Linked DNA regions of Homo sapiens: region 2 is linked to region 1. Evidence: chromatin loops called from intact Hi-C (ENCODE). Cell type or tissue: IMR-90. All regions are shown on one strand. Each heading gives the region's core, and the rest is flanking DNA. Links, peaks and the distances in the headings are about the cores only. Region 1 holds the start of LOC105379173 (a long non-coding RNA gene). Region 2 holds the start of CHSY3 (chondroitin sulfate synthase 3).

Region 1 (10,783 bases), core at 4,417-6,916:
AGAATAGATTTCAAATGGGCAGCCAGCTGGGTCTACGAAAGCATGCCTATTGCCCCCTCTTTTGGGCAGTATATGTAAATACAGCCACTTTTATGGGATTAGATCCCAGGACCCTGGCAAAGTAGAAGGAAATTCTACTTTAGCTCCTTTTTTAAAATCTCCTCACAGTTTTCCCTCGGTACCCAGAGAATGTTACTCCCATTATAGCTAAGACTTCTACCTTCTTCCAGTTCACCCCCTCTTCACCAGGTTTTCCCAGGCCATTCTGTCCCCCTGACCATCTCTCCACAGTCTCACTAGTTTCTTTATTTAGAAAATATATTTCTTCACCGGGCATGGTGGCTCACGCCTGTTATCCCAGCACTTTGGGAGGCCGAGGCAGGCGGATCACGAGGTCAGGAGTTCAGGACCAGCCTGGCCAACATGGTGAAACCCCGTTTCTACTAAAAATACAAAAACTAGCGGGGCATGGTGGCGGGGTCGTGTAATCCCAGCTACTTTGGAGGCTGAGGTAGGAGAATCTCTTGAACTCAGGAGGCGGAGGTTGCAGTGAGCCAAGACTGCACCATTGCACTCCAGCCTGGGCAGCGAGCAAAACTGTCTCAAAAAAAAAAAAAAAGAAAAGAAAAAATACACATATTTATATTTGTATCAGATGGCACTGGTGAAATGAAATTTTTTTTAAGTAGAAAATAAGTATAATTGAAAAACGGCTACCCCAAAATATCAAGCTCTAATCCCTGGAGAACTTGTAAATATTACTTTATTTGGAAAAAGGGTCTCTGCAGATGTAATTAAGCATTTTAGAGATGAGATTATGAGTGGGGCCTGAATGCCATCACAAGTGCCCTTGTAAGAGAAACAAAGGAAGATACCAGAAGAAGGCAACATGAAGATGGCAGAGAGGGATGTAGCCACAAGTCGAGTAATGTTGACAGCTTCCAGGAGCTAGAAGAGACAAGGAAGGTATTCTCTCCTAGAGCCTCTAGAGGAAATGGTGCCTTGCCAACATCTTGATTTTGGATTTCTGGCCTCCAAAATGGTGAGATGATGAATTTCTGTTGTCTTAAAGCCACCCGATTTGTTGTAATCTGTTACAGCAACTCTAGGAAACAAATGCAAGTTACTATATATGTCTGATGTCAGAAATCCAGTCCCTGCAGTTAAGGATGTGTTGGTCCAGAAATACACTTCCTTTAACTTCTTCCACCCCCAAGAAGCACTTGATAGACGAAGAGAAGAACTGGCTCTCCCAGAAGGTGCCTCTGGAGAAGCCTGGTCAGCCTATTATTTTTCTCATTTCAGACATTCTGGTAAGTATATACTGGTATCTTGTGGTTTAAATTTTAATAGTGACTAATAATGCTAGGCATCTTTTCAAATACTTATTGACCATTTGGACCATTTTGTGAAGTCTATTCAGGTCTGTAATTGTTTACTATTTGTTGCTACAGTATTGAACTATTGATTTTTATAATGACCTTATATCTAGCTCTCTTGCTCAGTTCATTTATTAATGCTAACAATTTGTGGATTCTCTTGGAATTTTCTGCATACTCATATCTGTTCATAATAACTTATTTATTTCTAGTCATTTTGTATTTTCTTTTCTTGTCTTTTGTTGTTGTTGTTGTTGTTGTTATTGAGACGGAGTCTCGCTCTTTTGCCCAGGCCGGACTGCGTGGTGCTATCTCGGCTCACTGCAAGCTCTGCCTCCCAGGTTCACGCCATTCTCCTGCCTCAGCCTCCCGAGTAGCTGGGACTACAGGCACCCACCACTGCGCCTGGCTAATTTTTCGTATTTTTTTTTTTTTAAGTAGAGACAGAGTTTCACCGTGTTAGCCAGGGTGGTCTCGATCTCCTGACCTCGTGATCCGCCCGCCTCGGCCTCCCAAAGTGCTGGTTTCTTTTCTTGTCTTACTGCACTGGCCAAAATGCCCAGTATAGTGTTGAATAGAAGTGGTCAGAGTGGGCCAGATCCAGTGGCTCACACCTGTAATCCCAGCACCTTGGGAGGCCGAGGTGGGAGGATTGCTTGAGCCCGGGAGTTCGAGACCATCCTGGACAACATGGTGAAACCCCATCTCTACAAAAAATTAGCTGGGTGTGCCAGTGCACAGCTGTGGTCCCAGCTACTTAAAAGGCTTAGTTGGTAGAAGGATCACTTGAGCCTAGGAGGTGAGCTTTGATCACACTACTGCATTCCAGCCTGGGTGACAGAGTGAGACCCTGTCTCAAAAAGTGGTCAGAATGGAATTCCTTTCTTTGTTCCTGATCTCAGCGAGAACGCATTCGGATGTCACCGTTGAGCATAGTGATTGCTGTAGGATTTTGGTGGTATTTATGAGTTTAAGGAAGTTTTATTTATACCTTGCTAAGAAAGTATATGCTGTTGAATTATGTCAAATGCTTTTCTTGAATTTATTGAGATGATCAAATTATTTTTCTCTTACCTGTTAGTCTAGTGAATTAATAATATATTTCATAGTGTTAATTCCTCCGTGTCTACTCCTGCCCTCCTACCTCACCATTCGTTTTGTTAGAATAAACTTCCTACTTAGTCATGTTATTTCTGTGTATCTCTGGATTTATTTTGCAATATTTCTTTCTTTTTTTTTTTTTTCATTTGAGACAGAGTCTCGCTCTGTTGCCCAGGCTGGAGTGCAGTGGCGTGATCTTGGCTCACTGCAAGCTCCGCCTCCTGGGTTCACACCATTCTCCTGCCTCAGCCTCCCGAGTAGCTGGGACTACAGGCTCCTGCCACCACGCCCAGCTAATTTTTTTGTGTTTTTAGTAGAGACAGGATTTCACCGCGTTCGCCCGGATGGTCTCGATCTCCTGACCTCGTGATCCGCCCACCTCAGCCTCCTAAAGTGCTGAGATTACAGGAGTGAGCCACTGCGCCCGGCTGCAATATTTCATTTAGAATTTTAGCATCTGTATTCAAGAGAGAGGTGGTGTATAATTTTCCTTTCTTTTCATACCCTTGTCAGATTTTGGTGTTAATGTAAAAATGTCCTCGTGGAAAGAGCTGGAAGTTGTTTCCTCTTTGTCTATTCTTGGGAGAGTTTATGAAAGATTGAACTGTAGCCCTTTAGCCTCCCTGACTCTTGCCTCTGTCTCTTAAAATCTGGAAAAATTGGTGGACTCTGGTCTGGGTTTCCCCTCCCTTGCATTATGGCCTAGAAATGTTGTTCAGGAAATAAATTCTGGGGCAGCGGCAGGGCTTACCTCTTTTGTTTCATGTTCGGTCAGCAGTTACTGTTCTTCAGTGCCTGATGGCCCGTGTCTTAAGTGACATTGTTTTACCTACGTTGTTCAGTTTTTTAGTTGCTTCAGGCAGGAGGATAGAGTGACAGGTATTCCATCTTGACCAAAAGTAGAAGTCTATATATAAGATTTTAACACAGCTGTCTCAGGAAATGATAGAAGCACACACACACACACACACACACACACACACACACACACACACACACCCCTTCCCACCAAATCAGTAAGGAAATAGTGATTGGAACAACATAGTGAACAAACTTAATCTAATGGGCCTGTATAGAACACTGTATCAATAACTGCAAAATATATGTTATTTACAGATGAACATGGATCATTTATCAAAGTTGAATAAATGTTAGGCCATAAAGAAACTTACTAATAAATTTCAGAGGGCTTAAATCATATAGAGAAGGCAGTCTGATTACAGAAGAACTAAATAAAAATTATGAAATTTGGAAGAAATGTAGCTCCAAATCCAGTGGAAAATGGAAAGTATTTTGAACCGAATTGAAATGAAAATAAGAATATCAGAACCTTTTGGATATGATTACCCAGGCGTGGTGGCGAGTGTCTGTAGTCCCAGCTACTCGGGAGGCTGAGGCACGAGAATTGCTTTTTGAAAAAATAATTGGTAAACCCTTGGTGAAAATGATCAAGGGAAAAAATGGCAGAACTAACCAGTGTTGGAGATGGAAAAGAATTATTATTTGGTGGGCGGGGGTGGGGACAGGATCTTGTTCTGTTGCCCAGGCTGGGGTGCAGTGGTACAGTCATAGCTCATTGCAGCCTCAACCTCAAGTGATCTCCCACCTCGGTCTTCTGAGTAGCTGAGATTACAGGTGTGCCCGGCTACTTATTTATTTTATTTTTTTAAAGAGAAATGAGATATCACTATATTCCCTGGGCTGGTCTTGAATTCCTGAGCTCAAGCAATCCTCCCACCTTGGCCTCCCCAAGTGCTGGCGTTACAGGCATGAGCCACTGTACCCAACCAAAGAATTATTTTATTTATATATATATATTTTTTAATTTATATATATTTTTTATTTATGTATACTTATATATGTGTATATATAAATAAAATATATTTTTTATTTATATATAAAATATATATTTATATATACGTATATATACATGTATATATACGTATACATATATATGTGTATATGTATACGTATATATACATGTATATATACGTATATATAAATATATATTTATGTACATATATGTGTGTGTGTGTGTATATATATATATATATTTTTTTTTTTTTTTTTTTTTTTTTTTTTTTTTTTTTTTTGAGAAGGAGTCTCGCTCTCTCACCCAGGCTGGAGTGCAGTTGCGTGATCTTGGCTCACTGCAACCTCTGCCTCCCAGGTTCAAGCAATTCTCCTGCCTCAGCCTCCTGAGTAATTGGGACTACAGGCGCATGCTACCACACCCGGCTAACTTTTTGTATTTTTAGTAGAGACAGAGTTTCACCGTGTTAGCCAGGATGGTCTTGATCTCCTGACCTTGTGACCCACCCACCTCAGCCAGAATTACTATAATTACAAAGAAATTAGAGAGATATTAAGACACTTTGAGTAAGTAAAATGTACATGAAATATACAAATTCATAGAAAACACAGCTTAACAAAACTATAACAAGATGGAAAACTTCATAGTCCTCTATTAAAGAAATTAAATCCTCTTTAAAAGCTTTTCCACAGAGAAAACTTCAGTCTTGGATGACTTTACTGGTAAGTTCTACCAAACACTTACAGAAGAAATAACAAAGTTGTATAACAAAATTTCAGAAGTAATAAGGATTTCTTTTTTCTTTTTCTTTTTTTTTTTTTTTGAGACAGAGTCTCACTCTGTCACCCAAGCTGGAGTGCAGTGGCACTGTCTTGGCTCACTGCAACCTCCGCCTTCCAGGTTCAAGCGATTCTCCTGCCTCAGCCTCCCAAGCAGCTTGGGATTACAGGTGCGCACCACTGCGCCCGACTGATTTTTGTATGTATTTTTTTTAGTAGCGACAGGGTTTGACCGTGTTGGCCAGGCTGTTCTTGAACTCCTGACCTCAAGTGGTCTGCCCACTTCGGCCTCCCAAAGTGCTGGGATTACAGGCGCCTGGCCAGGATTCCTTAAATAAGGTAAAAGAAAATGTAACTCTAAATGAAGTGATTGATATATTTGACTATACTAGAATGCATTCACCAAAAAACACCATTTACAAAAACAAAAAGCCTGTAGAGTTGGGAAATATATTAATTCATATAACCGTCAAAGGACAGGTGTCCAGGTATGTAAAGTACTTCTGTATACCAAAGAAAAGGAACACCCAATAGAAAAATGGGCAAAAACCTTAATGAAGCACTTCATAAAAGAAAAAATTATCTAATAAACATACAGAGAAGTGCTTTATCTCATTCTGTAAAACTCTGCATAGGTTCGGAATTGGCCATGGCGAAGTGTTAACTGTGCTGCTGTCTAATGTGGAATGTAGTGGCAGATGAACCTGGGAAGAGGAGAAACAAGAAAAGGGCTGAAAGGGGGAAGAGATGGTAGAAGAAAAAAAATACGTTGGATACAGTGGAACCACCAGGTGGCGCCACGCTACAATATGACTCTTGGAAGTCTCCTTTTAAAGAGAGAGCAAGGTAATTTCTTAGTCGTCATTGCAGATGTTTCTGCAGCCAATAGTGAAATATTTGACAAAATTGAAGCATTTCCAAACCAGGAAATGTCATAGAATTTTAGGTTCTAGTTGGATAATCTTTGGATAACAGTGAATGATAGTATGGTATTAGCAATACTCTAATATGTATATTGTTTGTAAATGTGGGCATAGGATTTGCAATACTCAGTAAGCATTGGATTTTTTCAGGGACCACAAGAGAAACCTACCAGAAAATACAAATGGTCCAACTCTGAATGGGAATGAAAAACATACCTGTACAAAATATGCACTAAAAAAAAAAAATCAGAAGTCTAACAATATATATTGAACAACTGTGTATTACAAAGACTCCCTGGCAAGTTCTCATCTGTTCTGACCAGTTGGTATTTTCAGCGTTCTTCTTTCACTTTGGCCATTTTGGTTGGTATGTAATGGTATTGTGGTTTTAGTTTGCATTTCCCTAGTTATTAGTGGGGTTGAGCACCTTTTTCATATTACTATAGGCCATTTCCTCTTTTATGAAATGCCTTTGTAAGTATTCTTTTCTAAATCGATTTCGAGGTGTTCTTTATATATTCTGGATCTGACTCCTTTGTCAGCTATACCTGTGGCAAATAGCTTGTCCCTCTCTGACTTGCTTTGTCATACACTTAATGGTGTCTCTTGAGAAGTTCTTAACTTTAAACTAGAGAAATGTATTATTCTTTTCCTTTATAGTTAGTGCTTTTTGTGTTGCAGGGTTTTTATTAAATCATTTTCTACTGACTTTTTTTTTTTTGAAATGGAGCCTTGTTCTGTAGCCTAGGCTAGAGTGCAGTGGCGCCATCTCAGCTCACTGCAGCCTCTGCCTCCTGGGTTCAAGTGATTCTCCTGCCTCAGCTTCCCGAGTAGCTGGATTTATAGATGTCCACCACCACTCCCGTCTAATTTTTGTATTTTTAGTAGAGACAGGGTTTCACCATGTTGGCCAGGCTAGTCTCAAACTCCTGACCTCAAGTAATCCACCCACCTCAGCCTCCCAAAGTGTTGGAATTACAGGCGTGAGCCACTGCACCCAGCCTTTGTGTTCTGCTTAAGAAGTCCTTACTCTAAGTTCATGATTATATTCTGTGTTACATTTTAAATGTTTTGCCTTTTAAATTTAGCTCTAAAACAGATCTGGAATAGATGTTTATGTGTAGTATGAGGTAGGAGTCAGGTTTCATTCCTCTACCTACAGATTGTTCCTGCACCATTTATTGAAAAGACATTTTGTCTAGTGCACTTCACTGCCATCTTTGCTGTAAATCAAGTGTCCATATATACTTGAGTGTCCAGTATACTTGAGTTTATTTCTGGGGTCTGTATTCTGTTTCATTAGCCTGTTTATTTCTCCATTTTCCAATACCACACTCTTAATTACTCTAGTATTACACATATCAATATCTTAATGAGAAAGTTCTCTAACCCTGTTCTCCTTTTTTGATGTCTTGTATCATTGTATTTCCAAAAAATTTTAGAACCAGCTTACCAACTTACACACAAGTACACTTACACATATGCATACAATTGCAATTTTCATTGTGATTTTCTTGAATCTATATATCATTTTGAAGGAGAGTAACATCTTGAAATTTAGTCTTCTGATCTATGAATGTAGTATATTTCTCCACTTAGATTTTCTATTGCTCTGTTTTATTGTTTTGGTTTAAGAGTTTCATACTTTTTATGTAAGATTTATTTTTAAGCAGTATGTTTGATGCTATTATAAATAGTAGCTTCTAAATTTTCAGTTGTTAATTATTCTCTCTTTTAAGAGATGGTTTCTTGCTCTGTTGCCCAGGCTGGAGTGCAGTGGTGCAATCACAGCTGACTATAGCCTCGACCTCCTCCAAGGTAGAAGGGACTACAAGTGCACACCACATGGACCCAGCTAATTTTTTAATGTTTTTGTAGAGACGGGGTCTACTAATTTTGCCCAAGCTGGTCTTGAACTCCTAGGCTCAAGTGATTCTCCTGCCTTGGCTTTCCAAAGTGTTGGGATTACACTTACGAGCCACTGTGCCCAGACTTTGATTATTTTTTGTCAAATAGAAATAAAATTGATTTTTTAATGTTGTTCCAGTGTCCAACAGTCTTACCAAACTCACTGAATCCTAATAATAATAATAATCTCAGATTTTCTATATAGACATGTAATCTGCAGCTAAAGGCAGTTCTATTTCTTCCTTTCTAATTCTTATGCCTTTTATTTTTTCAGTTACCCAGAACTTCCAATATAATGAATAGAAGTGATGATAGAGAAAAACTGTCAACAATAAATACACTGTGTGCAGTAAGTTTTATGTATTAACTCTTTGTCAGATTAAGAAAGTTCCCTTCGATTTATAATTTGCTGGAACTTTTTAATTATTAATAAATGTCAGACTCTATCAAATGCTTTTTCTGCATGTATTGAAATAATTGTGGGTTCTTGCTCCTTTATTCTATTAACATGTCCCAATTACTATGGCTGTGTAACAAATCAACCCAAAATTTAGTGGCATGAAACAACCATTTATTATGCTTGTTTATTGTTCAGGAATTTGCACAGGGTTTAGAAAAGCTGGCTTTTCTGTGCTCCACAGTGATTAAGGCCTTAGCTGAAAGATTCAGGCTCAGGACAGGAATTATTTGAAAGCTCATAGCTGAGAGTTAATGCTGGCTGTTGTTTGAGGCCTCTATTCCTGACCACGTGAACCTCTCCATGTGATCTCTCCATATGGGCTGTTTTGGCCTGCCTCAGATCATGGAGGTTGAGTTTCAAGGGCAAGTATCGCAAAAGAGAGAGCCAGGCAAGCTGTATCACAGTGTGTCACCCAGGTTCAGTGACAGGGAAGCAGAGGAAATTGTTGATAAAAAGTAACAAGGTTCTAGAAGACCATGTCAGAGAATATTGCTGTGGCTGTTTTTGAAAAATACAGTCTGCCACCCTGGTGTCCTAGTAGTCATGCCCTTTGCCATTTTCTACTGTATCATCCCCTTGGTTATGATTGAGACCTGTGAGTTGCTTCACAGCAATAGAAAATGGCAAAGGTGGTGTAATGTAGCTGCACGATTATGTTACACTGTATAAGACTCCATCTTGCTAGCAAACTAGCTCTAGGCTCTCCTTGGCTTAATGAAGTGCACATGTTGAGGAGGCACATGGGGACATGAACTGCAGGAGGCCTCTAGGAGCTAAGGGAGGACTGCAGCCAATAGTCAGCAAGAAGCCAGAGCCCTCAGCTCCCCAGCCACAGGAAATAGATTCTGTTAACCATTTGCGTGAGATCGAAAGTGGCTTCTTCCCTAGTTAAGCCTAGACAAAAACAGGCTACAGTTCAGTGATCTCTGAAGGTAGTACTGAAAAATTCAGTGTCCTGTTGGATAAGGTGCTCATCCTTTCTAAATTTCAGTTTCCTAATTTTTAATGACAATATTGTTATCTGTAGGGGTTCAAATAAAGTCCATTCCATTCTGATTGGGAGAGCACAGTGTATATTTTACACTGGAATACTTGAAATGCATTTTATATAACATTTAAAATACATATTTCAAAAATATTTCTTTAAATTATCAATATTAAAAGTAATATTATTTAAATTATTATCAAATAAAATCTCTCTGTCAACAACAGAAAACCCAATTTAAAATGGGCAGAAGGTCGAGCAATGCCTGTAATCCCAATACTTTGGGAGGCCAAGGCAGGAGGATATCTTGAGTTCAGGAGTTTGAGACTAGCCTGGGCAACATAGAGAGACCCCATCTCTACAGAACATTTTAAAAATTAGCCGGGCATGGAGGCGCGTGCCTGCAGTCTCAGCTACTTTGGAGGCCATTCAGGAGCGTCACTTGATCCTGGGAGGTTGAGGCTGCAGTGAGCCGTAATCACACCACTGCACTTCAGCCTGGGTGACAGAGGGAGACTCTGCCAAAAAGGGGTTGGGGGCAGCAAAAATGGCCGAGCACTGTGGCTCACACTAGAATCCCAGCACTTTGGTAGGCTAAGGCAGGAAGATTACTTGAGCCCAAGAGTTCACGACCAGCCTGGGCATCATGGTGAGACCCTGTCTCCACAAAAAATTTAAAGATTAGCCAGGCGTGGTGGCAGATACCTGTAATCCCAGCTACTCAGGAGGCTGAGGTGGGAGGATCGCTTCAGCCCAAGAGATGAGGCTGCAGTGAGCCCTGATTTTGCCACTGCACTCCAGCCTGGGTGACAGAATGATACCCTGTCTTTAAAAAAAAGGTAAAAGATTTGAATAGATATTTCTCCAAAGAAGATAACAGTTGGCCAACAAGCACATGAAAAGTGGTTCAGTGTCACTAATCCACAAGTCAAAATCACAACAAAATACCACCTCACACCCATGAGGATGGTTACTGTCAAAAAAATTGAAAATAACAATTGTTAGAGAGCATGTAGAGATATTAGAAGTCATGTACACTCTTGATGGGAATGTAAGTAATGCAACTGCTTTGGAAAATAATATGTAAGTTCCTCAAAATATTAAACATGGAATTACCATATGATCCAGCAGTTCCACTTCTGGGTACATATATATGTGTGTGTGTGTATATATACATATATGTGTATATATATGTGTGTGTGTATATATACATATATGTGTATATATATATATGTATATATGTGCAAAAGAATTGAGAGTAGGGTCTCAAAGAGATATTTGTACACCCTTGTTCATAGCAATATTATCAGCAATGGCTAAGGTGGAAGCAACCCAAGTGCCCATCAGTGGATGAATGGATAAAATGCTGGATGCATACAATGAATGAAACATTATTAACCTTGAAAAGGAAAGAAATTCTGACATGCTGCAAAAT
Region 2 (10,783 bases), core at 5,292-7,791, 1.5 Mb after region 1:
CCTGCAAAACAATAACAGCATGTAAACAAAATCAACTGAATATGTTCTCTGTATTGAATATTTTTGTCTTTTACTTTGTTTTATAACAAAGGAAGAAATATTTTATTGAGTTTATTCTAGATTACCTGTCTCTAAACTGTAATGTTTTTACATAAATTTTTATCCTAAAGGGTAGTTGTAGGATAGTTTTTACAAATTACCATTTTATTATCAAAAGAAATCAGCAACATAATCATTTCAAATTTTCATGCCTATTTCAAATGACTAATAAATTTTACTTTCTGTAATGTATAAAATATGTCCCCAAAGTATAAATACCACAAAGTATGAAAGAGAAAGCAAAATTAACTATAGTGAGACTACACTTACAATACAAAAAAAACAAATGAAACTGTGTGTTTGGTGACTTCACAGGGAACATATTTTCATAAAATGTTTCTTCTATACTAAGTGACATGAAAAGTTTGAAAACATAAGCAAAGGAGTTAAGATATAATTTACAAAGCTGTGCACTCCGTAGCTAAAATAATACTAAATTCCAACTACTTGAAAACCAAACTATACTAAAAACAATACATTATTTTAATGTTAAATAAATTTTTACTAAAATTATCTTTTAGGAAATCTATTTTAAATAAAATGTTATTACATTTCAAAATCAATTTCTGAAGAAAAAATCTCTAAGTATTTCATAAAAATGATCACGGCAATAAATAAATAGCTAAGATTATTTAAATAATGGTTCCTTTTCAGAAAATAGCATAAGAATAGACATAAACAAATTTTAGGGAACCTGTCAAAAATACTAAGCAGCTACTGCACACCATTTAAACTTCTGCTTTTTTCCAGACAACTCATTCCTTTTGTATGCCTAAGGAAATACAGTGATTGGAATTTTGTGAATACATCTACCATAAATGATACACTATTAGTTTACTTTTCTGATACTTTTAAAAATATGTTAAATTTCCACTGGAAAATATCCAAAGAAACTTCAGATTTTAACCATTTAAAAACAAAGAGATGCCATTACACACCTAACCAAAATAAAATAAAATAAAATAAAAAGGCACAGTACCAAATGCTAAAGGCTACAGCTAAAGAGAAGAGTAAAATTAAACCTCTTGTTAGAAAAGGGAAATAGATTCACATGTATATAAGCACCAATAAATCAAGCAGGGGAGGATATAAGCATCTTCCAGAGATGTGGCCATAAGTATAGGCCACTGCTTAAAGTTAAGGGGCATGCTAATAACAAAGTCTCAGACAGGCCTGACACCTAATGAGAAAGTTATCTCCCACTCTTGTATCCCTTAAGGGCTGCTACTATCACTTTCAAGTAAATACAAAGATACAGAGAGAATGAATAGAATCGCTGCCCTAGATTATAAAATGGCATGTATATGTACTATGTGAACATTTTCATCACAGCTCCATGCTTACCTCGTAAGACCAGACACACTGAGTCCCACCAAAACGGCGAACGCATCTTCCTACTTCCACATCCTCATGAGTCGTGTACATTTCTCTAAGGCATTCACCAATATGTGGCACCATCCTCCTGAGAACTTCTCGGCTAAAGATCATGCCAGGTCCTCCCATACAGAAGTTTTCCCCAGGCTCCAGTCCCAGCTTTCCAAGCTCTTCAATATTCCCCAGGCCAGTCTGTCCCAGGTAGAGAGGCTTACTGCTGTTTAGCGATCTAAGAAACTCTTCTAATTTATCACCTACAAAAAGAAAGGCAACAATTACTATGTCTCCTTATTTCATAATCACTTATCATGTACAAGGTAAGGGACAGAACTTTCAACATTGTGCTTAAAATCCTCAGTCTTACACAACTGAAAAGAAGAAAAAGCCTCTTCCAATACTCTATTATTTTTAAAAGACTAATTCATAGTTATTAATTTAAACATATTAAAATTGTACCAGCTTCTGGTTAAGGTCACTGAAAAACCTTAACAGCTCTGACAATCATCAATTTTCTGTAAAAAGTGAAATAATGACAAGGAAAGTAAAGACAGGTTTCTTAGTACATTTGAAGTAACAAGAAGTTCCCAGGAATATAAAATAATATTAAATACTGGTATTTAGCATTGTTTTGGCTGACTCTTAATACCTAATAATTATTTTTTACTCATAATTGGTTTAGTTCAGTGTTTTGCCATTAACTAAACTTCAGTCATATACAACCCGCACAGTTTTGGAGGATGTTTGAATCAAACCTGTCTTGAAATTTAATTTGGGAAGGCACCTTTTTAGAAAAAAGTTTGTCAAAAATTAGTGTAATTGGTTTCACTTGCAGTTTGTTAAGTTCAGAAAAAACGTTTAAAAATAAAATTTTGCAGCTAAAACAGTTGAGAAGCACTTGGTATTCCAAGTGATACATTGGAATAAGTAGAGAGTCACCTTCTTCATATTCCCAGTCAGCATCTTTACTACCATTTTTGATGAGCACAGCATCTGCAGTCATTATCTTGATCCCATGCCTTGCCCCGTGTATCTCAATGAGTTTCAGCTATTATTGGATTCTTAATTCAAAACACATTTCATTCTTAATAGAAATTGAAATAATATGTCATTTTAATGTTCTGAAGGACAATCTTTCAAAGTATTAAAACAAATGAAAGAAGTAGGTGCTGTTAATGCATTTTATAAATTCCCTGCAAAATGTGGCAAACTTCTGCCAGGAAACCTTTGTAATTTTGAGATATCCAAGGCAAGGAACTTAAAGTAGAGGAAGCTTTCTTCTTTGAGTCAATCCTAAATACCACTGTTAAAAATGTAATGAGACCATTCTTTATTTTTATATCCAATTATCAGTATTTTCTATTCCAACCTGCTCTAGAGTGACTTCCCTCCTTCCAATCCAAAGCCAAGAAATCTCTAGTTATTATGATTACACTAATTCCTTGTGCCAAAATGCAACAGTTTGGGTTTATTGTTTGGCTTTTTGTTCGTTTTTCTTGCATTATGTGAAAAGTACTATCCGAATCAGGAGGAAGCAATGAGGCTACGAGTAGAAAGGCATAAAATAAGGAAGGGCTGCCCCCCTTTGACCGGGAAGCAAGGAAATGTGGAAAACACAGAGAAACCTCATTCGGTACAACCCTGCTGCTTCCCTTGCGTTGCTCCCCATCTCAGCAACTGGCTGGACTGGAAAGATTCACTTCTCTGACCTAAAGAACTTTGATCCGCTGAGTTTAGAAATTCTCTGTCCAGAGCCGCCCACATTCCGGGAAAAAGACCGCGCCTCTTTTAAACTGACAAAAAAAGTTTTTTCTTGCTGTGGCTGCCTGTGGTTCTGGGAAGGACTTCCAGCCTCTGCTTATCACCGCGGCCAACAAAATGCACTGGAAAGGAACCAATACTAGTGTGTGCTAGTACAGTCTGCTGTTCCCAGGGGTCTGGCTTATTAGCGGGTGCTTTCCTCTTTTCCCCCACCACCAATTCCTTACAACATGCCCATCCTCTCAGGGTTTTATTGAGGTGTGGCGGGGGGATGGGGGACGGCTTGGTGCTGAACTGTAGCGGCTGGAAGGAGCAGCGCGCTGGCACGGTGGGGATGGCCAAGGACTCCCAGTATGTGGAGAGTTGAGCCAAAGGGAAGGGAACACATAGGAAAGGGTCCGGGACAGCGAAGACGATTCCTCAATCTGAGCAGTTCCAAAAGTGCGCTAGATCCAGTTTAAACAAAAGAGCAAGATCCAAAGCCAGAACACTGGATCTCCAGACTAGTTGTAGCTAGCATCCTCCGTCTTCCCTTCCTGAAGACCACGCCCCTCTGGACCGATTGGGGAAACTACCATCAGCAGGGGCTTTCAGAGGAGGGCAGAGTGGGAATGGCCTTTGGTTTAGCTCTAAGGTTCCTTTTCTAACCTCTCCGACGAGGTAAAGACTAAGGGACAAGCGCGAGGCGGCACCGAAAACAGCAAGTGAGGAAGGCGAATAAAGCCAGGCAGGTGTGAGGAGGGTCCAGATTGCAGAAGACGAGGAACGGGCTACGAATTGTGGGCGGATGCAAGGGGTGGGGAGGGCGGGCCAGGGCCTGTGGGAGCCCGAAGCACGTGCTGGCAGAGAAGCAGCGGAGGGGCTGGGCAGGGGCTAGGACCGGTTACAGAGAAAGGAGTCGGGGAGACTGGCAGGCTGGAAAGCCGGCGCAGGGAGGTCACCTTTGATGTAGACATCGTCGTCGGCGCGCATGAACCACTCATACTTGTCCAGGTAGTGGTCGTGCATGTACTTGATCATCATGAAGGACTTTTTCTGGGGAGGATAGGAGTCGTCCACACCCGGTAGCGCGATGACAGGCAGGGGTGGCGGGGGCTGGCCGGCGTTGGGGGGCTGCTGGCTGGAAAAGAACTCCACGCGGCCCGGGATGAAACGCGCCCAGGTCCGCTGCGCGGCCAGCGCGCGGCTGCCCAGGTACTTCTGCGCGGTCATCACCCCCACGTACAGGAAGTCCCGGGGTCGGGCGCTCGGGGCGGCAGCGCCCCCGTCCCCGCTGCCGTTGTGGCTACTCCCCGGCCGGCCGTCTCTCCGCTGCCCAGCCGCGCCCCCGTCCTCCTCCTCGGGCTCCCCCTCGGCCGCTGGAGCACCGGGAAGCCCCGTCGCGCCCTCAGGCTCGCGTCCTCGCCGCCGCTGCTGCAGCGGAGGTGGCTGCTGCCAGGGGCTGCTTCGAAAACTGGTGATCCCGGGTGCTGCCTCGGGCAGCGGTGGCCCCTGGAGATCCTGGCGCGCGGGGGGCGGCGACTGCTCCTGCCGTGGTCGGGACTGGGGCTGGGGGAGCGGCTGCTGAGCGCCGGCGCGGGGGCCAGCAGCAGAGCGACCGTAGTAGGAGCAGAGGCTGGAGCCACGTCTCTTCCTCTCGCTCAGCTCCGCCACCCTGGGGGCGATGAGCCAGGACGCGGCGGTGAAGCCCAGCACCAGCCCTAATGCCACGCTCATCCACGGGCGGCGAGAGCGCACAGCCATCGCGGCTGTCCCGGGCGCGGACGCTCGCTGGGCTGTCGCGGCGCGGCACGCGGTTTCCCCGGCTCACACCCGCCCCTCCTCCGCCTTTGCGCCCCCAGCCGCGGCCGCAGCCGGCCGCCTAGGCGCCGACACCGGCTGGAGGTCGAAGCGCCGCGGACGCCTCGACTGCCGCGGGCTGCAGCTGCCTGCCGGGCTCCCGCTCAGCTCTGGGCCGGGGCTCCGAGCAAGGGTCGGGAGTGAAACTTCTCCCGGCGGCGGCGGTGGCGGCAGCGGCGGCAGCAGCGGCAGCTGGAGGAGCTGCAGGAGGAGGAGGAGGAGCAGCGGCGGCGGCAACGCGTCCGCTCCTAGGCTGCCACCCTGTCAGTGGCGCGCCTGGGCCCTCCCTCCTCCCTCCTTCCCGAGCCCCCGCCCTCACTCCCGCCTCCCGCTCCCCCCGCCGCCGGGCTCCGAGCTGGCCCGGAGGAGGAGCCGCAGGCGGCACCGCTGCCAGCCGGAGAGAAGCGCGGGCCGCGGTATTTCCCCGTCACCCGCCCTTGGACGCCCCCCGTCCGCGCCTCAGTCCAGAGCCGGCCTCCTCTCCGGAAGGAAACGATCCCTGTCGGGCCGCCTCCGGCTTGCAGCGCCGACGCCCCCTCTTCCCTCCTCCCCCAGCTCTTGCTCTTCGTCCCATTTCCCGTCCCGTCCCGCCCCTCCGCTGGCCTCCCGACACTCGTGTCTGGGGGCTCTACTGGCCTCCTCCCGGCGCCTAGGCTCCGCTGACCTCATCGGCGGAGCTCGGGTCCGGGAGCCCCCAGCAAGTTCGTTGCTGTCCCACCGTGCTCTCCTCCCCCGGCCCACAGCCGGGTACGTCCTGGCGTGACCCTTACCACTCTGCCCCGCCCCAGGTCCGCCAGGGCGCCACTCTTCGCGTTTTCCGTCCTTTCCACGTTGTTCTTACCGCTGCCACTCCGCGCCTTCTCTCTCTAGTCGGTCACTTGTCAGGAAACCAAACGTCCCATCCCAGCACCTCTCCTCCCAGCCTAACTTCCCTCCTACCTGCATCGTCCACCAGCTCTCCTCAGTCCTTCACAGAAGCACCATTGTCGTTAGGGTCTCTCCTAAGAAAATCTCTGAGGGATTGGAAATACTTATCCTGAAAGGCTAAGGGAGTTGGTGGTGTGTGGGGGTTCAATCCCCAAAGAACGTAAAAATCCCATGTCCTCCACCTGTTGAGTTGGAAAATGTGGGGCTGCCTAATGGTCTCCCCCTCGGCTCTCCTGATGATATCTGTTCAAGAAATGAGAACTATGGTCTATTTTCAGTCTTGGTAGAAGATTGGCTCAGTGGGACTGGCAAATAGTGGAGAAATGGGCACACATTCACAGGGCCAATACCCTGAAGATCCAAACGAAAGAAATTCTTACCCCCACAAAATAAGTGAACTTAATCAAAAAATAAAATGGAGGATATGATTTTTATTCTTGCCTATGAACCGTTTTATTTTCTAAGGCAAAGACAGGAAAATTTTACCTCTCCAATGAGGGAGGAAAATTGTCCAGCAACAGAATCTCAAAAAAAGTTAAGCTGTATTGGCCAAAATCATTGTGCCTTAGTTACGTTAGGAAGAAATTACCTGAAGGTATATGATTTTTGAAGAAGGGAGCATTAACAAATTTCTCTCTAAAGGTTGTGCATAAAGCTATAGTCTGGGGTGCATTTGGCATCCCAAGTACTTCCTTCTCTTCAAATTTCAGTCTTCTGTTTTAGACATCAAACGCAAAGGGATGGTATTGAATGGCATTAGACATAATGGCTCGATCCAGCGAGGTGCTGGCAGCGTCCCTGGAACACTAGGCCTGCCTGGAGCCTTTGGAGGAATGGTTCTTTCCACACCGGTCCCTGGCTGTGCATGAGCACGTCTGACTAAATGTTTCATCTGCTGGACAATGAAGCTCCTTTTCCATGTCTAGGTTTTTCCCAGAGACACTTGGGAATACAGATTACTGGGCTCTCTCAAAGTTAAATTTTAGTTAGAATACAAAGCTAGTCAAACAGGCCCCTTCTGATTTTTAAATCGTCAAAGGCATTTTAAAATTTCTAGAATAGTACTATTCAATAGAACTTTCGCTATAATGGAAATTTTTTTTTATTTGTGCTGATAAGACAGTAGCCACATAAAATTATGGAGCATTGAAAGGTGACTAGTGTGATTGAAGAAATGAATTTTCATTTTATTTAATTTTAATTACTTTTTATTTAAATAGCCCCATGTGGCTAGGGGTTACCATGTAGGACAGCACATTTACAGAGGATTTCCTATTGCATATGGTCAACAGTAAAGGACAAATAAGTCCACCTACACACCAGTACCCTCTCCCCTGCAGTATTCAACTGGGCTTTATGGTAATGGATGCCATTCATATTGTTGATCTACAAAATCATTAATTCTCATTGGGCATAAATAACCCAATTCATCAACTGTTTGGAATATTTGGAGAGGAAGTTAATTTCATTCACTTATTCAACAAGTGTATATTAGAGATTAAACATTAGACAAGGTGGAAGGCTCTGGACATGGAGATGTCAACAAACTATTCAGTGCTTCCCATCATGAAGCTTATAGTGCATTGAAGAAGACACATTAAACATCACACTAGGAAATGAATTACAATGGTGATAAATGATATGAATAGAAATACAGAGTACTCTGAGAATATTTATAAGAGCATCTAATTTAGTATGGGAGTCAGGGAAGGCACTAGAAAAGATTCAGATAAAATGAAATCATTGAAGTGATATTACATATGAGACAAGTGACCTTGGGCAAGTTGTGAAAATTCTAAGTTTTTGATTTCTCATCTGTAAATTCATTTCTGTGAGGCTTTATTAATATACTATATGAAGTGCTTAACATAATGTTTAGTTCATTGTAAACACTTGGGAAATGTTCTCATTTTCTAATCCCTTCCCTTATGCTAAAACGTCTCTCTCATGGTATCTATCATCTTATTTTTATTACATTTCATCTTTTCATTTATTTAACAGATACTTATTTAGTATGTACTGTGAGGCAGACACTATCACTGAGAAAAAAAACGTAGACAAAACAAAGTCCTGACTTCATGGGACTTGTATTCTAAGAGGAGATTACACACACACACACACACACACACACACACACACACGCATGCATGTGTGTATATGAAGTATTTTTACATATAAAGAAATATCTGTAATATGTCGGTGTAAGTGTTTATTTAAAAAAAAGAGAAGGATAGTGAGTGTATTATGTGTTGGGTGAGGCCACTTAAAACTGATACGTCAGGAAAGTTCTTTCTGATACTTTTAGCAGAAAACAGAAAAAAGTGAGGAAACTAATCCTGAAGATATCTGAAATAATACTTTTCAAGGAGAAGGAGTAGCTAACACAAGTCTTTGACACAGACATGGCATATTGAGACGCAGCAGAGGCCAAAGTAGATTGGAAAAAGGAGGAAGCGGATGACTTGTTGATAATTTAGGTCAGTGCTGAATAGAATTATAATGTGAGCCACAACTGCAAGATATATAATTTAATTTTTTTCTAGAAGCCTCATTTAAAAACAGGTGAAATTGATTTTCATACTTTTTATTCAACTTAATATACCCAAAATATCGGGAGATATTTTACATCCTTTTTATTAGTACTAATTTTTCAAAACCATTGTGTGCTCATCACTTACAGCACACCTGAATTCAAACTAGCCACATTTCCAATGTTCAATAGACACAAGTGGCTAGGGACTACCATATTGGACAGTGCATATATAGATCCTTGCAGACATTCATAAAGACTTTGGCTTTTATTCCGAGTGACAATGAAGCTGTTGTGTAGAGTAGTGATCTGGTTTTTATTTATTGTTTACAAAGATCATTCTAGCTCCTATGGGGAGAAAATAAACTGCAGTGGGACAAGGGTAGAATTAGAGAAAACATTTAAATCTTTATTGAAGTGACCTCATCACTTGAGAATAGAAGGGAAAAAACAAGCCTCTTTTTTTTTTCTTCCTGCACAGTGTCTGCCCCTTTCCTTATTTGTAATAAGTAGAAGCTTTGGGAAAAGATTTTTATGTAAATTTAATTTTATATGTATTCAGATTCCTGTTATTTGTGGGTGTTATTTGTGGGCGTTTCCCAAAGTCAGTGAAGTAATTTTCTCATCTCACTTTAGTTCTGAAGATACATGACTTTTAGAGGAGGTAATTTTCTGGGAAATCTCTATCAAGAACTCACTTTTTTATTTTCAAAACATTAAGTAATAAGTTATAGGAATAATTTTTAAAAATGTCAATTGGATGTAAGGGTTGTTGAGGAGGAAATTTTCATGGAACTAACATTGAAGAAAAATAAACATAATTGCATACCAAAATATAATAAAAATCTATATACTGTGTTAGAGGAAAGAATACACAAATATAGGTAATTCTATAATAATAACTCTGGAAAAAATGTCTCATATAGTTGCTGTTCTTATCTAAGCAAGAATGTGCCAATAAGTATACTTGTGAACCATCTCATAAAATCTCTGTGAAGCACCTCTATAGTGGATTTTGAGAAAAAAGCAATAATAAAATCCTTCTAAAATTATAATAGTTTACAAAGAAAATTACAAAACTGATTTTCTGTCTTTCCTAAACCCTTTAACTATTTCAAATATGTCCATATTAGACTACAGTAACATATGAATTATTTGCCACCTTCTCTGAGCTGTAGCTACTGGAACATAAGGTATCATCTGGATTCACAGTGAAGACAGATTTCTTCTTGTAGAGATTGTGTTCCTGTGGCTTTGGAAAGACTTTAATGTCAACCACCCCAAGACAAAGTCTGCTATACTTAGCAGAGAGTCTTTGAGCAAACTGCTCTAATGGGACTACATTAGATATTAAAACTAATTGGAAAAGGTTACTAATAACTTTAAAATCACAGAAAAGGCGCAAGTGACTTTAAAGGGTGGAATCATTCTTTGATCATTTATGAAAGTAAAAGGTCAATATATACATGAATGTTCAGTTTATGCTTCTGTTACAAGGTATAATCAAGATTAGGCTTGTACTGACACTTTGAATCAGGATTTTACTAAGCTATTTTGAATGTTATCATTTTTTCTTGACAGATCAAGGCTGAGTTAATTTCATTTGTGTGAAGCAACTGTGGCATCTAGTGGTTAATAATCATAATGGTAATTCAGTTTGTTCCTAAGGGATAAATTGTGTTACAAAATATTTTTATATTGCCAAGGAGTATTATAATCAGAGGGACATAATAAGATAACAATTTGATTCTATTTTTATTTTCTCAGAAATCAGCATGAGAAGATGATCAAAATTCATATATTGAAACATGAAAAGGTAAATTATTTATGGCATATCATAAAACTATGTAAGTTTCAGAGCCTGGTATTAATCTGCATTTAATCACCATGAAAATATTCCAGTAAATTTTTTTACACTGAGCAGATTTGATGCTACCAAAGGTTTATTAATCAAGAATTACTTTTTAGGTATGATAATGCTATTGTAGCCTTGTTTTTTTATACAAAGAGTCCTTATTTTCTGAAATACATACTGAAATGTTTATAGATAAAATGGTATGATATCTGGGATTTAAATATATGGGATGGAGGGAGGTGCTAAATGGATGTAGATGTGAATAGGGTCTGATTGGCCAGGTATTGATTACTATTAGGGTAGGTAATTATCTTCAGATAAATTTGGATCTCTATAATAAAAAGATTTTTAAAAAATACTTCATTTGTTTAAGGTCAGAACATACTCTTCATTTATTTTCT

The links. Hi-C counts contacts between places; a loop is a spot of excess contacts. Peaks named below come from ENCODE experiments on the same cell type or tissue, not always from the same donor. Only the 100,000 strongest peaks of a DNase experiment are listed, where the experiment ranks them.
Region 2: a loop joins it to region 1, with 14 times the contacts of the local background. A loop is called at or near these places in 27 of 110 quality-filtered maps.

Annotation. Positions count from the first base shown.
Region 1 is chr5:131,412,540-131,423,322 of GRCh38, reverse strand. LOC105379173 (a long non-coding RNA gene) reads left to right here and starts at 621. Exons shown (of 3, transcript XR_007058929.1): 1 at 621-1,313; 2 at 6,146-8,252. In IMR-90, for the core only: a CTCF peak has its summit at 5,867 (motif pointing right); a DNase peak (open chromatin) is centred at 5,872.
Region 2 is chr5:129,899,021-129,909,803 of GRCh38, reverse strand. CHSY3 (chondroitin sulfate synthase 3) reads right to left here and starts at 5,339. Exons shown (of 3, transcript NM_175856.5): 1 at 4,173-5,339; 2 at 1,444-1,727. The coding sequence starts at 4,974. CHSY3-AS1 (CHSY3 antisense RNA 1) reads left to right here and starts at 3,877. Exons shown (of 3, transcript XR_002956248.2): 1 at 3,877-3,962; 2 at 10,295-10,343. RefSeq lists a silencer at 4,972-5,181. In IMR-90, for the core only: no CTCF peak of the experiment used is centred there; no DNase peak of the experiment used is centred there; H3K4me3 peaks cover 923 bases; H3K27me3 peaks cover 470 bases.